2 separate regions of the Homo sapiens genome follow, and region 1 is linked to region 2. A link is an interaction called in ENCODE POLR2A ChIA-PET data of the cell type or tissue named here. Cell type or tissue: Panc1. All regions are shown on one strand. Each heading gives the region's core, and the rest is flanking DNA. Links, peaks and the distances in the headings are about the cores only. Region 1 overlaps FBXL13 (F-box and leucine rich repeat protein 13). Region 2 overlaps FBXL13 (F-box and leucine rich repeat protein 13).

Evidence for each region. Peaks named below come from ENCODE experiments on the same cell type or tissue, not always from the same donor. Only the 100,000 strongest peaks of a DNase experiment are listed, where the experiment ranks them.
Region 1: POLR2A ChIA-PET joins it to region 2 with 6 read pairs; 3 of 35 experiments call an interaction of 5 or more read pairs at or near these places.

What each region holds. Positions count from the first base shown.
Region 1 is chr7:102,829,520-102,836,495 of GRCh38, forward strand. FBXL13 (F-box and leucine rich repeat protein 13) reads right to left here. Exons shown (of 21, transcript NM_001394494.2): 19 at 3,321-3,455. It also overlaps a transcript of FAM185A not described here and the pseudogene RNU6-1136P. Among named protein-coding and RNA genes, the nearest start is that of LRRC17, 80 kb to the right of the region's middle. In Panc1, for the core only: no CTCF peak of the experiment used is centred there; no DNase peak of the experiment used is centred there; H3K27ac peaks cover 300 bases.
Region 2 is chr7:103,040,983-103,047,958 of GRCh38, forward strand. All of the region lies in intron 3 of FBXL13 (F-box and leucine rich repeat protein 13), which reads right to left. Among named protein-coding and RNA genes, the nearest start is that of FBXL13, 30 kb to the right of the region's middle. In Panc1, for the core only: no CTCF peak of the experiment used is centred there; no DNase peak of the experiment used is centred there.

The sequences.
Region 1 (6,976 bases), core at 1,301-5,300, 210 kb before region 2:
CTAACTCCCACTTCACGTCGGTCATGAGGGTCAAAAGTGACAGTGTTAACCACAGGGCCTAGTGCACTGCTGAGTGCTTTGAACTGGCCCCAGAGCAACCAGCTTTTCCTCTGATTTGTAGCTATATTTGTTTTCCTTGGCATTTTAGTGTCGAGTAGGATGAGGTCACAGTACTACTAACTGACCTTCGAGGTGAGGTGGTTGCAAGGAAAAGCCGGCCTTTCTGGGGATAGATAAGGTGACCATTCAAAATTCACCTGTGGACTTTTGGGAAACCTGGCACAGAATGATGAGCCAGACACCAATGTGTTTTACGGCTCATCAAAATCAACATAAGTGGAATATGTTAGGTTGGACCACAGCCTTATGAATTCAGGGTGAGTTGAGGAGTATTCAGATTGGTCCAGATGATGGTCCCCACATCTTCTCAATCAGGATACTCATCTGACCCACAGTCTGACCAGAACAATTCAGATGGTAAAGCTAAATCTTTCTACTCCTTTGTATCAGCGTTCTAAAATAATTGACTCTTCCTTCTTCCTCTTTCTCCCTCTAAACCTTTGATACAGAGTGATGCATTTCTTGCATATTTGTTTAACATCCCCCTTAGCTTCTGGGCTGCAAGACAATAGCCATGCACAGTTTACAGAAGGAATTCCCTCAGCCTTCATAACAAAAAACAAAAAACCAAAGCAAACAAACAAACAAACAAAATCCTCTGCCCTATTTTCTGTTTGCACTGGAGCCTTTTCTTTTCTCATTCTCCTACTTTCTGCTTTAGAGCCACTAAGAAACCCAGTCTCCATCTGTGCCTGCTTTATAGCCAGGGCAGTTCTCACTTCTCACTAAGCCATGTGTTGCCCATATGTCTGTGTGCTATGAACGCAAGAATCTCTGTGAACTATCACTGTTTAAGTTGCAGAGAGTCAGTTGGTCAGCGCTTCTAGTGTTCTGGGTCCCTTGACCCAGCTCACTAATAGAACCAGATGATGCTGACCAGAAAGACATCTGGTTCCCCTAGTTCTAAACAAGTATATTATTAAACAAAAATAATTTTGCTGTGAACTTTTTGGCTTAGTTTTGTCACGGTTTACCACATCTTTTTCCCTGCTGCCTCCTCCTTTTTATTGCAGCACAATTAGCTAACCATACAAACCAAACAACATAGAAGCTGAACTTCTAGATTAAATAAAGCGTAGGGCATCTTGAGAGTTGGTGTGATGCTGTAGTAAACAAAAGCCTTCAGTGTGTACAATAGAAGAGAACACGATTGTTAATAACCTTGTAATTTCTGAGGATTTTCAAAAAAATTTCTTAGTTTTCTTCCTTCTTCATATTTTGCTAACTCCAAGTTTTTCCTGTTAATTTGTGTTGATCAATATCTTCCACTTTAGAGACTTTCCTCTTATGTCTGGTAATCCTTTTGTTCACGATTAAGAGTGGAGGACTAAAAACTAATCGGAAGGTCAGAGTACACGCATCTCTATTGTAAGCTTCAATGAAGGATGATCTACGTGTGTTATTTGTTGGGAACCACCCCTGTCAGTCATTTTAGGTCTTTCATCTTGGGCTAGTCAGGGTTCCCAGAGAAGAGGCTACCAATCTCCCACCTGGAGAAGAAGATCTGGCAGCCAAGTTCTTGATGCTCAGTTGGAAAAAGTGCTTGAATATCTCTGCACTCAGCATTGAGTCACTTAGTTAGCCTAGCAACCCTCTGTTTTAGTATCTCTAGAGTAGTGGGTAATTCAAGAACAATTTTGGCCCTCACCTCCACCAGAGAACATGTGGTAAGGTCTGGAGGGATGGGATCTTATGTGCTACTGACATATAGTGAGTAGAGGGCAGGCATGCTGTTAAACATCTACAGTGCCCGGGACACACACACACACACACACACACACACACACACACACCCCACTACAGAGAGTTATCTTGTCCAAAATATGAATAGTGTCAGGGATGAAGAACCAGAATTTAGGAAATAAATCTCCAGGCTTCTGTTTGGGGTGGGGAGAGACAGTTGCCCAGATTTATGGAGTAGGGGCTGGAATCTAGAGATCTATCTACTTCTTAAGAATCTCTAACTCAGTCTCCCTTATTTTCATCCCCACTCTTAACCCAGTTCCAAAGGTACACGGTGCTCCCAAGCTTGAAGATTGTGGTGTAAATCAGATTTTTTTTTCCAGCTTTCTCTACTGTTGGCTTAGGATTCAAAGCAGTCTCTGGTCTGCTAAATTAGTCCATCTATTTTCAAGCTTCCAAATTTTTGTTGCTCTTATCTCCTCTCCTGTTTTCCTTATCCATATGGGCCCTCACTCTTCATCTCTAGTTCTGGTAGCGTTTCAAGAGGAACAAAATTATATGTGTATATTCAGTCTACTATTATTAATCCAGAACCTGAGATCTCTAGTTCTTTACATGGAGATATGTCCATAGTATATTAAAAAGTAGGTTACAATGTATTTTGGAAAGTATGATTCTATTATTTTAAAAAACAAGGCAAAACACAAACTTTCTGTAACTATTTCTAATCTTTTTGTGCATAGAAAAAAATCTAGAAGAATAAAATACCAGCGATGGTTATGTCCAGGTGGTGACAGGACAATGGATATTTACTTTCTCCCTTAAGCTTTTATATGTAGTCCAAATTTTTCATAATGAGTACTTACTTCATTTATATACAGAGGTCCCAGAAAAATTATAAAACACTTGAAAATAACACAAAAGATGATGGTATGTCCTTGGAGTGTCAAACTGGAACACTGTTTAACAGGCCTACCTGGAGAATTCTATAGGAAATCATGCCTTTGTTTGACATACCATTTACTGTCCACTAAGGCCCTAGCTCAATGAAGTTATATGTTGTTATATTTTTGTCCAGGAAAGATGCAAATTATTTGTATCTGGTATAAACTGTAACCCCAAGGTTATGGATTTAATAACTTGTAAAACACTTTTAGATCTAACCTAACACTCTTAATGCAACATTCTTTCATCAGTTCCTACAAATACTAAGTTCATTCAAATGCTCTACGCACTGGCTTTGTCATTTTGTTGGTTCTCTCATTAGTGAATTAAAGAAATCTTTGACACATGTTTATATTTGTATGAGAATTATGTTTTTAACTTTTGGAAAATTCTACTTTGACACCAGTGGAATCATAAGCTATTTCCAATTTGAGGATAGAAGAAAAAAATCCAATGAATACCTCAACCATGGCAAAGAGAACATATTCTGAGTCCAGCCCTGATCGCTGTCCTGCCTTGTCCCTTGGCAGTGCTTAAATTGGATGTGTTTGAGCCCTGACTCCTGCACATACCTTTGGACAGCCAGCAATGCTGAGAGATGTGAGGTTAATGCAGTAAATGGCCAGTGCTTTGATAATCATATCTGACAGCTGGGAGCAATAAGAGACATCCAAATGTTCCAAGATCAGTGAGCTTTTGCAGAATGCCTGCAAAAAATTCCAAGGTCAAATTTTTTCTTTTCTTTAGTCATCTAGAACTGTCTTACTTATAGTAGCTTATTAAATGTACATTTCAGTCCCTGAAATACAGATGTTAGATCTTGATGCCCCCAAAAAATAATTTAAAAAACCCATGTTACATCCAACATCTGTTTATAGCAAAAGATATTCACAAAGCAGCTTAACAGCTTAGTGATATTCAAATGCCTGCTAACAAAATTTGGTTTTCTTGAAGTTAGGTCTAATGAAGTTTGACTCATATGGTCAGTAATGAGTAGAAGAAAAGAAATCTGAGGGTAAGATTATATGGCAGACACTCCAAGATTGACAGTGGAATGTAATGGAAAGAACAGATTCTTTGGAATCAGACAGACCCGAGTTTTGCTTTCGTTTCCACCATTTATTACCTCTTAAATCTTAGCAAGTTACTATCTTTCTGAGCCTGTTTCCTTTTTTTTTTTTTTTTTGAGAGTCTTCCTCTGTTGCCCAGGCTTGGAGTGCAATGGTGCAATCTGAGCTCACTGCAACCTCTGTCTGCCAGGTTCAAGTGATCTTGTGCCTCTTGTGCCTATTGGGACTACAGGCGTGCACCACCACGCCCGGCTAATTCTTTTTTTTTTTTTTTAGTAGAGATGGGGTTTCTCTAGGTTGCCCAGGCTGGTCTTGAACTCCTGACCTCAAGTGATCCACCCTCCCAAAGTGCTGGGATTATAGGCATGAGCCACTGTGCCCAGCTCCTCTTTTTTAACTTAGGGAAAATAACATCTACTCTCTAGCATTGTTTTGAAATGCTGAAATGTTCACCTGAAATATCTAGGACTAGAAAAAGGCCTGGAAATCATTCCCTTTATATCAATACTTCTTAATTTTCATTCCTACTTTTCAGTTAAAAAATAACTCAGTGATAAGAATCCATGAGGAAATAACACTTAAAAGTTTACAACTCAGCAGTTATACAAGAACAAAACAATCCACAAAAGTAAACCTAACCGTAATTGTAAAAATATATTTAAAAAGCAATAGGAGTAGAAATTGGAAACCATGATGAAGGAAGGAAGGAAGGAAGGAAGGAAGGAAGGAAGGAAGGAAGGAAGGAAAGAAAAGAAAGAAAGAAAGAAAGAAAGAAAGAAAGAAAGAAAGAAAGAAAGAAAGAAAAGAGAAGACAAGAGAAAAGAAAAAGGAGGAAATTTCCTCCCCCAAAATGTGAGAATTATTATAATTATCTACATGTGCTCAATCATTCTAAGAATTCTGCCTCATTATGAAGCAGCTCCTCTTAGAATACAAAGTTAGAGACCTCAGTAAATGGTAGTTTACCATTAATTTTAGTTGTAAGTACTAGATTTTAGTAACCCTAATGGGTTACTAAAGATACTTCTTATTTATATATAAATTATATATATATATATTATATGCGATTATATATATATTATATATATGTGTGATTATATATATTATATATATGTGATTATATATATATATATATATGTGATGTGGCTCTTAGCACAAAATAGATTCTCTAGCTATCTCTAAGATTTTATATACTGTGTTAGTTGAGAGGCAGTATGCACACTGGCTAGTGCTTGGCACATAGTAAGCACCCCATAAAAGTTAACTAGTGCTTACTTCAGCAGCACAGATACTAAAATTGGAAAAATACAGGGATTAGCCTGGCCCCTGAACAAGGATGACACAGATTTGTGAAACATTCAATTGTTTTTTCAGTTAGGAGGAGAAAGTTCAAGAGATCTATTGTATATGATGACTATAGTTAGTAACGATGTATTGTATACTTGAAATTTGCTAATGGATTTTAAATGTTCTCACCATAAAAAGTATCATAAGTATGTAAGGTGATGAATGTTAATTAGCTTGATTTAACCATTCCACAATGTGTGTGTGTGTGTGTGTGTGTGTGTGTGTGTGTGTGTATCAAAACAGCATGTTGTACTTCATAAATATATACAATTTTTATTTGTCAGTTAAAAATTTTAAGCCATTAAAAAGAATAAATGTTAACTACTATCAGGATTTGCACATGACACCAATAATAATAAAGATGCACAAATGTATTGTACTTTGAGAAAAACTGAAAGATATTGGTTATTTAACCCTAAGTCATCATCTTTTCCTGACCACAACAGCCAACAGTGATTCATTCTTTGATCTCATGCAGAACTTGTCTTTTTCAACTGATTCAGCACTTAGGGTATTTGACTCATTCCTGTACTGCATGAAAGTCTGTCTTGTCTGGCAACTACGTGATGGCAAAAATTAGAAGGGGCAGCTTGTCAGGAGATAGCTTGGGACCTGTCACTGGAGATAATCAAGCATAGTGGGGCACACCCAAGGAGGTACAGAAAGGAATCTACCTTTGAATTATTGGAATCAGTGGCCTGGAATCTCAGTTTGGAGATTCAATAAAAATGCAATAAGCCCCTTGTACTGCCTGGAAATCTGCTAGCTTTCATATCCCTTTCCCAAACATCATATTAGAACACAGTAAGTGCTCAGTACATACTAGTTGGTTCACTGATCCTTTATGTCTTCAAGAAAATTAAGAAGTCTCTTTTAATAATACAAGAATTTTTATGTTGCAAGAAGTAAGGTGACATTGTTTTTTTTTTTTTTTTTTTTTTTTGAGACGGAGTCTCGCTCTGTCGCCCAGGCTGGAGTGCAGTGGCGCAATCTCGGCTCACTGCAAGCTCCGCCTCCCGGGTTCACGCCATTCTCCTGCCTCAGCCTCCCAAGTAGCTGGGACTACAGGCGCCCGCCACTACGCCCGGCTAATTTTTTGTATTTTTAGTAGAGACGGGGTTTCACCGTTTTAGCCGGGATGGTCTCGATCTCCTGACCTCGTGATCCGCCCGCCTCGGCCTCCCAAAGTGCTGGGATTACAGGCGTGAGCCACCGCGCCCGGCCCCGACATTGTTTTTCCCTTGTTAGAGACATTAACATTGTTAGAGAGAATGGACAGAGTTAGAGGAACCAGAGAAAAATTAAAGCAAGAAAGAATATTTAAACTATAAGAATAATTTATTGAAGGATGAAACAAGCTTTAGAGGGAGATTCAAGGCTCTTCGTGTCTGAAAACCCTCTTCAGTAGCATCTGCCAATGTCTTGGACTGCTCGAATCAAATCTGCCTTATGCCTTTTTAAAAGCTCTAATATTCTTTAAAGACAAATGTTCTCAGAGGTTTTAAATTTAAAACTAACTTAAAAATGATTACAAGGTCTATGATACATTCATGGTACCATTCTCATCCATGGAAAATCTGAGGCACAAAAATTGGTCTAAGGCTTTATGCTAAATCAGTGGCAGATTGGCGAACTAAAGTCAGAACTTTTCCTCTCTTAGAATTCGTGTTTTCCTTTAAACACATATAAGTCATATTAAGTACTTAAATCTGCAAGCATGTTTCAACATAATCACTCATGAAATTCCATTTCCCCCCTACAGATAAGATTACAATATACACTTCTGGCTCCAATGCTGCAGAATCATACTT
Region 2 (6,976 bases), core at 1,860-5,859:
CAGAACTGAAGGAGAGAGTCACAAAAAACCCTTCGAAAAACCAATGTATCCAGGAGCTGGTTTTTTGAAAAGACCAACAAATTGATAGACCGATAGCAAGACTAATAAAGAAGAAAAGAGAGAAGAATCAAATAGATACAATAAAAAATGATAAAGGGGTTATAACCACCGATCCCACAGAAATACAAACTACCATCAGAGAATACTGTAAACACCTCTATGCAAATAAACTAGAAAATCTAGAAGAAATGGACAAATTCCTGGACACATACACCCTCCCAAGACTAAATCAGGAAGAAGTTGAATCTCTGAATAGACCAAAAACAGGTTCTGAAATTGAAGCAATAATAGCCTACCAACCAAAAAAAGACCAGGACCAGACGGATTCACAGCCAAATTCCACCAGAAGTACAAACAGGAGCTGGTACCATTCCTTCTGAAATTATTTCAATCAATAGAAAAAGAGAGAATCTTCCCTAACTCTTTTTATGAGGCTAGCATCATCCTGATACAAAAGCCTGATAGAGACAAAACTAAAAAAGAGAATTTTAGGCCAATATCCCTGATGAACATCAATGTGAAAATCCTTAATAAAATACTGGAAAACTGAATCCAGCAGCACATCAAAAAGCTTATCCACCACAATCAAGTTGGCTTCATCCCTGGGATGCAAGGCTGGTTCAACATATGCAAATCAATAAACATAATCCATCACATAAACAGAACCAATGACAAAAACCACATGATTATCTCAATAGATGTAGAAAAGACCTTTGACAAAATTCAACAGCCCTTCATGCTAAAAACTCTCAATAAACTAGGTATTGATGGAACATATCTCAAAATAATAAGAGCTATTTATGACAAACCCACAGCCAATATCCTACTGAATGGGCAAAAACTAGAAGCATTCCCTTTGAAAACTGGCACAAGACAAGGATGCCCTCTCTCAATACTCCTATTCAACATAGTTTTGGAAGTTCTTCTGGCTAGGCAATCAGGCAAGAGAAAGACATAAAGGGTATTCAATTAGGAAAAGAGGAAGTCAAATTGTCTCTTTGCAGATGACACGACTGTATATTTAGAAAAACCCATTGTCTCAGCCCAAAATCTCCTTAAGCTGATAAGCAACTTCAGCAAAGTCTCAGGATACAAAATCAATGTGCAAAAATCACAAGCATTCCTATACACCAATAATAGACAAACAGAGAGCCAAATCATGAGTGAACTCCCATTCACAATTGCTTCAAAGAGAATAAAATACCTAGGAATCCAACTTACAAGGGATGTGAAGGACCTCTTCAAGGAGAACTACAAACTACTGCTCAACACAATAAAAGAGGACACAAACAAATGGAAGAACATTCCATGCTCATGGATAGGAAGAATCAGTATCATGAAAATGGCCATACAACCCAAGGTAATTTATAGATTCAATGCTATCCCCATCAAGCTACCACTGACTTTCTTCACAGAATTGGAAAAAACTACTTTAAAGTTCATATGGAACCAAAAAAAAGCCCACATAGCCAAGGCAGTCTTAAGCAAAAAGAACAAAGCTGGAGGCATCATGGAGACTTCAAACTATACTACAAGGCTACAGTAACCAAAACAGCATGGTACTGGTACCAAAACAGATATATAGACCAATGGAACAGAATAGAGACCTCAGAAATAACACAACACATCTACAACCATCTGATCTTTGACAAATCTGAGAAAAACAAGCAATGGGGAAAGAGTTCTCTATTTAATAAATTGTGCTGAAAAAACTGGCTAGCCAAGTGTAGAAAGCTGAAACTGGATCCCTTCCTTACACCATATACAAAAATTAACTCAAGATGCATTAAAGACTTAAATGTAAGACCTAACACCATAAAAACCCTAGAAGAAAACCTAAGCAATACCATTCAGGACATAGGCATGGGCAAAGACTTCATGATTAAAACACCAAAAGCAATGGCAACAAAAGCCAAAATAGACACATGAGATCTAATTAAACTAAAGAGCTTCTGCTCAGCAAAAGAAACTATCATCAGAGTGAACAGGCAACCTGTAGAATGGGAGAGAATCTTTGCAATCTACTCATCTGACAAAGGGCTAATATCCAGAATCTACAAAGAACTTAAACAAATTTACAAGAAAAAAACAAACAACCATATCAAAAAGTGGGCAAAGGATATGAACAGACACTTCTCAAAAGAAGACATTTATGCAGCCAACAAACATATGAAAAAAAGCTCATCATCACTGGTCATCAGAGAAATGCAAATCAAAACCACAATGAGATACCATCTCATGCCCATTAGAATGGAGATCATTAAGAAGTCAGGAAACAACAGATGCTGGAGAGGATGTGGAGAAACAGGAATGCTTTTACACTGTTGGCGGGAGTGTAAATTAGTTCAACTGTTGTGGAAGACAGTGTGGTGATTCCTCAAGGATCTAGAACTAGAAATACATACCATTTGACCCAGCAATCCCATTACTGGGTATATACCCAAAGGATTATAAGTCATGCTACTATAAAGACACATGCACACGTATGTTTATTATGGCACCTCCGTCGCCGAGGCCGGAGTCTAATGGCATGATCTCAGCTCACTGCAACCTCAGCCTTCAGGGTCTGGGCAATTCTCCTGCCTCAGCCTCCCAAGTAGCTGGGATTACAGGTGTGTGCTACCATGCCCAACTAATTTTTTTGCATTTTTAGTAAAGACAGGGTTTCACCATGTTGGCCAGGCTGGTCTTGAACTCCTGACCTCAGGTGATCCACCTGCCTTGGCCTCCCAAAGTGCTGGGATTACAGGTGTGAGCCACTGCACCCAACCTGAATATACACATCTTAAAAGCAAAAAGAATTGCATAATCTTCTTAAACTGCATTCAGTAGTCTTTTTGTTAGTGGTTCTATGGTAATGTTATTCGGAAATCATTATATGCACATTGTAGGATACAATTAATACAGAATGATATTAAGATCTCTAGGAGTCAAGATTCATTAAAAGTGGGTCAACCAGATCATGTGTGCCTCCAGATGTGATGCACTAGGAAAAACACAACACCTCTATGCAATATTATTGTCCACACAAAATGTTGGTAGGGGGGAACCTGAATGAAATCAAGCATCTAGATTTAACTACCAGCTTGCATGAAATACGGGAAACAGAGTAAGTAAAATGACACTAGAGGAAGCATTGAGAACCTGGGACATTTTACAAGACAAATTACCCGTTTCCTTCAATAAATAAGTCGCATGCAGAAAAAATAAGACAAGGAGAATTCTTGTCCATTACAAGAGATGTTAGATAAATAACAACCAAGTGCAATATGTAGACTCTGTATGAATTCTGATTTGAACACAGCCACATGTAAAAAGACATTTTTGAGACAATCTGGGAAACTAAAATATAGAATATGAATCTGAATATAATCAGGACTAGATGACATTCAGGAATTATTGTTATTTATTCATAAGACAGTGGCACTGTGTTTCTATTCTCTAAAAATATAATCTCCTATTAGAGATGCACACTACAGTATAATATAATTTCTGGGATTTGCTTTCTAATACTCCAGCAAAAATGGAGGAAGAGAGAATAAATTAACAAGATTGGCAAAATGCTGATTATTGTTCAAGTTAGATGATGAGTGATCATTATGGTATTCCTTCTACTTCTGTGTTATATTAAAATGTTTCCATAATAAAAAGATTTTTTAAATTTTATATATGCTTTCTCTTGTAGTTAGAAGGCCCATCTGGAGATTTCATTTCCTAAGAAATGAGAACCAAGTCTGTGAAGTTCATTTCCTCCTTACAATGGTTGATTCTTTCATCTTGGAATGCTTGAAACAATGAAATTGTCTTTCCTTCTACTATTATGAGAGCAGTTCCTACTTTTTCTTTACTATTTGGCTTACTCACAGTTTCCTGTATTCACTCGTCTTTAAGTAGAGACATATTTATCCTTTATAAATAGGCAATGATAAAAGAAAAACTTCAGCCGAATTAAATGTAAAGGAATTTAATTGAGCAATGAATAATTTGTGAATTGGGCAGCCCCCAGAATCACAGCAGATTCAGAGAGACTCCAGTGCAGCCACATGGTGGAAGAAGATTAATAGACACAAAAAGGGAAATGATGTGCAGAAATTGGAAGTGAGGTACACAACAGCTGGACTGGTTACAGATTGGTGTTTGCCTTATTTGAACACAGTTTGAACACTCAGCAGTGTATGAATGGTTGAAGTATGGCTGCTGGGATTGGCCAAGACTCAGCTATTGATACACGTGCATACTCCTAGTTAGGTTTTCAATCTTGTCTATCTATTAAGCTAGGTTGCAGTTCGTCCACAAAGACTCAAATATAGAAACAGGGAATCCTTCTCAGGCCACATTTAGTTCACTTTAACAACTTCCCCCTTTTGGTCATTTTCTCAATTTTGAGAGATTGACCAAAACTTTAATTATCAATGTCACTATCACCATTGTAAAAGTACTTATTTGGTCTTGAAACATACTGGGAAACAGTAGAACATTGAGTTTTGCAAAGGTAAAAACAAGTATGAGTAGAGGGACCCTTTATGGGTACCTCTTTATGCTGGAATGTCCTATTTACAGGAGAAAAACAAAACCTGGTCTGTTCTAGGATCTATGTGTTTCCGTAAAGTCTTAGTTTGATTATGTCACATTTAGCATAAGTGACCCCATTTTAGTTTGGTTTGGCCTGTTGGGGCCTAGTGAATGAGCTTAGTCCAAAACAGTGGCCTCCCACAACTTTGTTTAAAAAAGATTCCCCCCTTTTTGGTCAGGTTCTCACTTAGGTGAAAGTGTGACCAAAACTTAGGGCCTTAGTGCCACTCTCAGTTACCATCATTTTGGGTTTCCAGTCTCACCACGTCATTCATAGGTTATAGTAATCTCATGGTCGCACATTTCTTTCAGCTCGTCTTTCCATTTGAAGAGAGACCATTTGACATTCTAGAGGTGGCTGCATGCAAGATTTAAAACCTTCGAGAGAATACAGTGCACCAGGGAGACTATTATTATGACTCTCAGGAGGATAATACCAAGAGTTTAGAGTATGCTCCTTACCCAGGGTACCCATAAACCGAACCACCTAAAATTAAATAGATTAAAGAATGAGCTGGATAAAGAGTCTACTTGCTTTAAGTGGTCTTTTCATTAATCATCTACAACTGAATTTTTATAATCTACGTTTGATGTATTTCTCCATAGGCCACAAGTGTCAGAAGCTGCACAGGTACTTTTCTGTTTAGCCAATTATATTATTTAGCATAACTTTCACAAGAGAATTTAAAGTCTGTTGTGTAACAATAGGCTTTACATTAGAATCTGCTATACAGCCTATCATGAGGGATACATTTCTAATTATTGCCTCTTTTATTCTAAACCATGGAAAAAGGACCTAACAAATGATGTCCTTCTAGAAGAGTGAAGGCCTCCTGGCAATGTTCTATTTAACCCATGATGTGGGCTAAGAGGAGTTTTGACTGATTATGAGGCGACATATATACCATTAAAGTTTCTCACCTATGTTGGGCCTTCATCTTTTATCCATCAAAGTATAAAGTTATTCATGTATAAGGCTGGTGCAAAATCCTTCACGAATAAAAGTATACCCTATAAGTGCACATAATAGACCCCCTCATCATTTCTATTGGCTACAGAGGCATAAATAAGGAAAAAATATTCAAAGATAAGAGTCTCACAATAGTAGATGTCTTGATCTGTGATCTCGGGAAAAGCTGTTTACATCAAGGATGCCATCTTATTCTGGGGAGAAACTTTCCTGGTTAGTTTTACCTTAAGGGTTCCAATGGGTGTACAGTTCCAATAGTGTGGAGGGACCCTTCTCAGTTGTGAGATTATGAACTTAAAGTTCAAGGTTCCAAAGTTTTGTTGCAGTGTGGATGGCAAGCACAGTCTTTCTCTGATGTTCTCAAAAGATCCAGTCTTTAGGTTCTAGACTGTGAAGCAGTTGATTATCCTCGGTGAACCATAAAAACTTTCTTTACCTGGTGAAAATATACTGTGGCGTAATAATTACTGTAGCATAAAACATGCATTAAAAATGACAGTTGAATGAACTCCCTTTATAAATGTTTAAATGACCCATCGGATAGCCAAACGTACCTGATAGCCAAGCGTACATGAAGGTTTGATTGTCTTCCCAGGAATATGGAACCAAACATTGGTTTTAAACTATTTTTGAAATGTATAAGTCATTATATCAATATATTCAATTTGGATGATTTTATCTTTTCCATGATGAGTCATGGAATGCAGAGCCTTTAATAACAAAAGCTTTAAGGGCTCAGGAAGGACAAGATAGCCTTCCTGGTCTTCCATGAGTCTATGCTTAATATTGGACTTATGTCCTGTTGAATACCAGTTGTTTCTCCAATTTAAATTCATAGCACTGATAACTAATGGTTATCACAGGTAATGAGACTTAGACTATGGAATTCAAATTGTATATCTAATCAATTTCACTATCGGCTGGTTTAACATGAAAATCTTGGCAAAGTATTTTCTTGGTATTTAATTAATTTTTTGTTTTACTTGGGTTAGCAGTTCTATACAAGGAAGTTTGGTTATTTCTGTGATATACAATAACTTAACATAATAACTATAATTATGGTTGACAGTATATACTCAGACATATTAGAATTTTATAAGTCCTATACATTTTTTTTTGTTTGTTTTTGAGATGGAGTCTTGCTCTGTCACCCAGGCTGGAGTGCAGAGGCACGATCTTGCCTCACTGCAACCTCCGCCTCCTGGGTTCAAGTGATTCTTCCACCTCAGCCTCCCAAGTAGCTGGGCTTACAGGCACCCGCCACCATGCCTATCTAACTTTTTGTACCTTTAGTAGGGACGGGGTTTCACCATGTTAGCCGGGCTGGTCTCAAACTCCTAGCCTCAGGTGATCTGCCTTCCTCGGTCTCCCAAA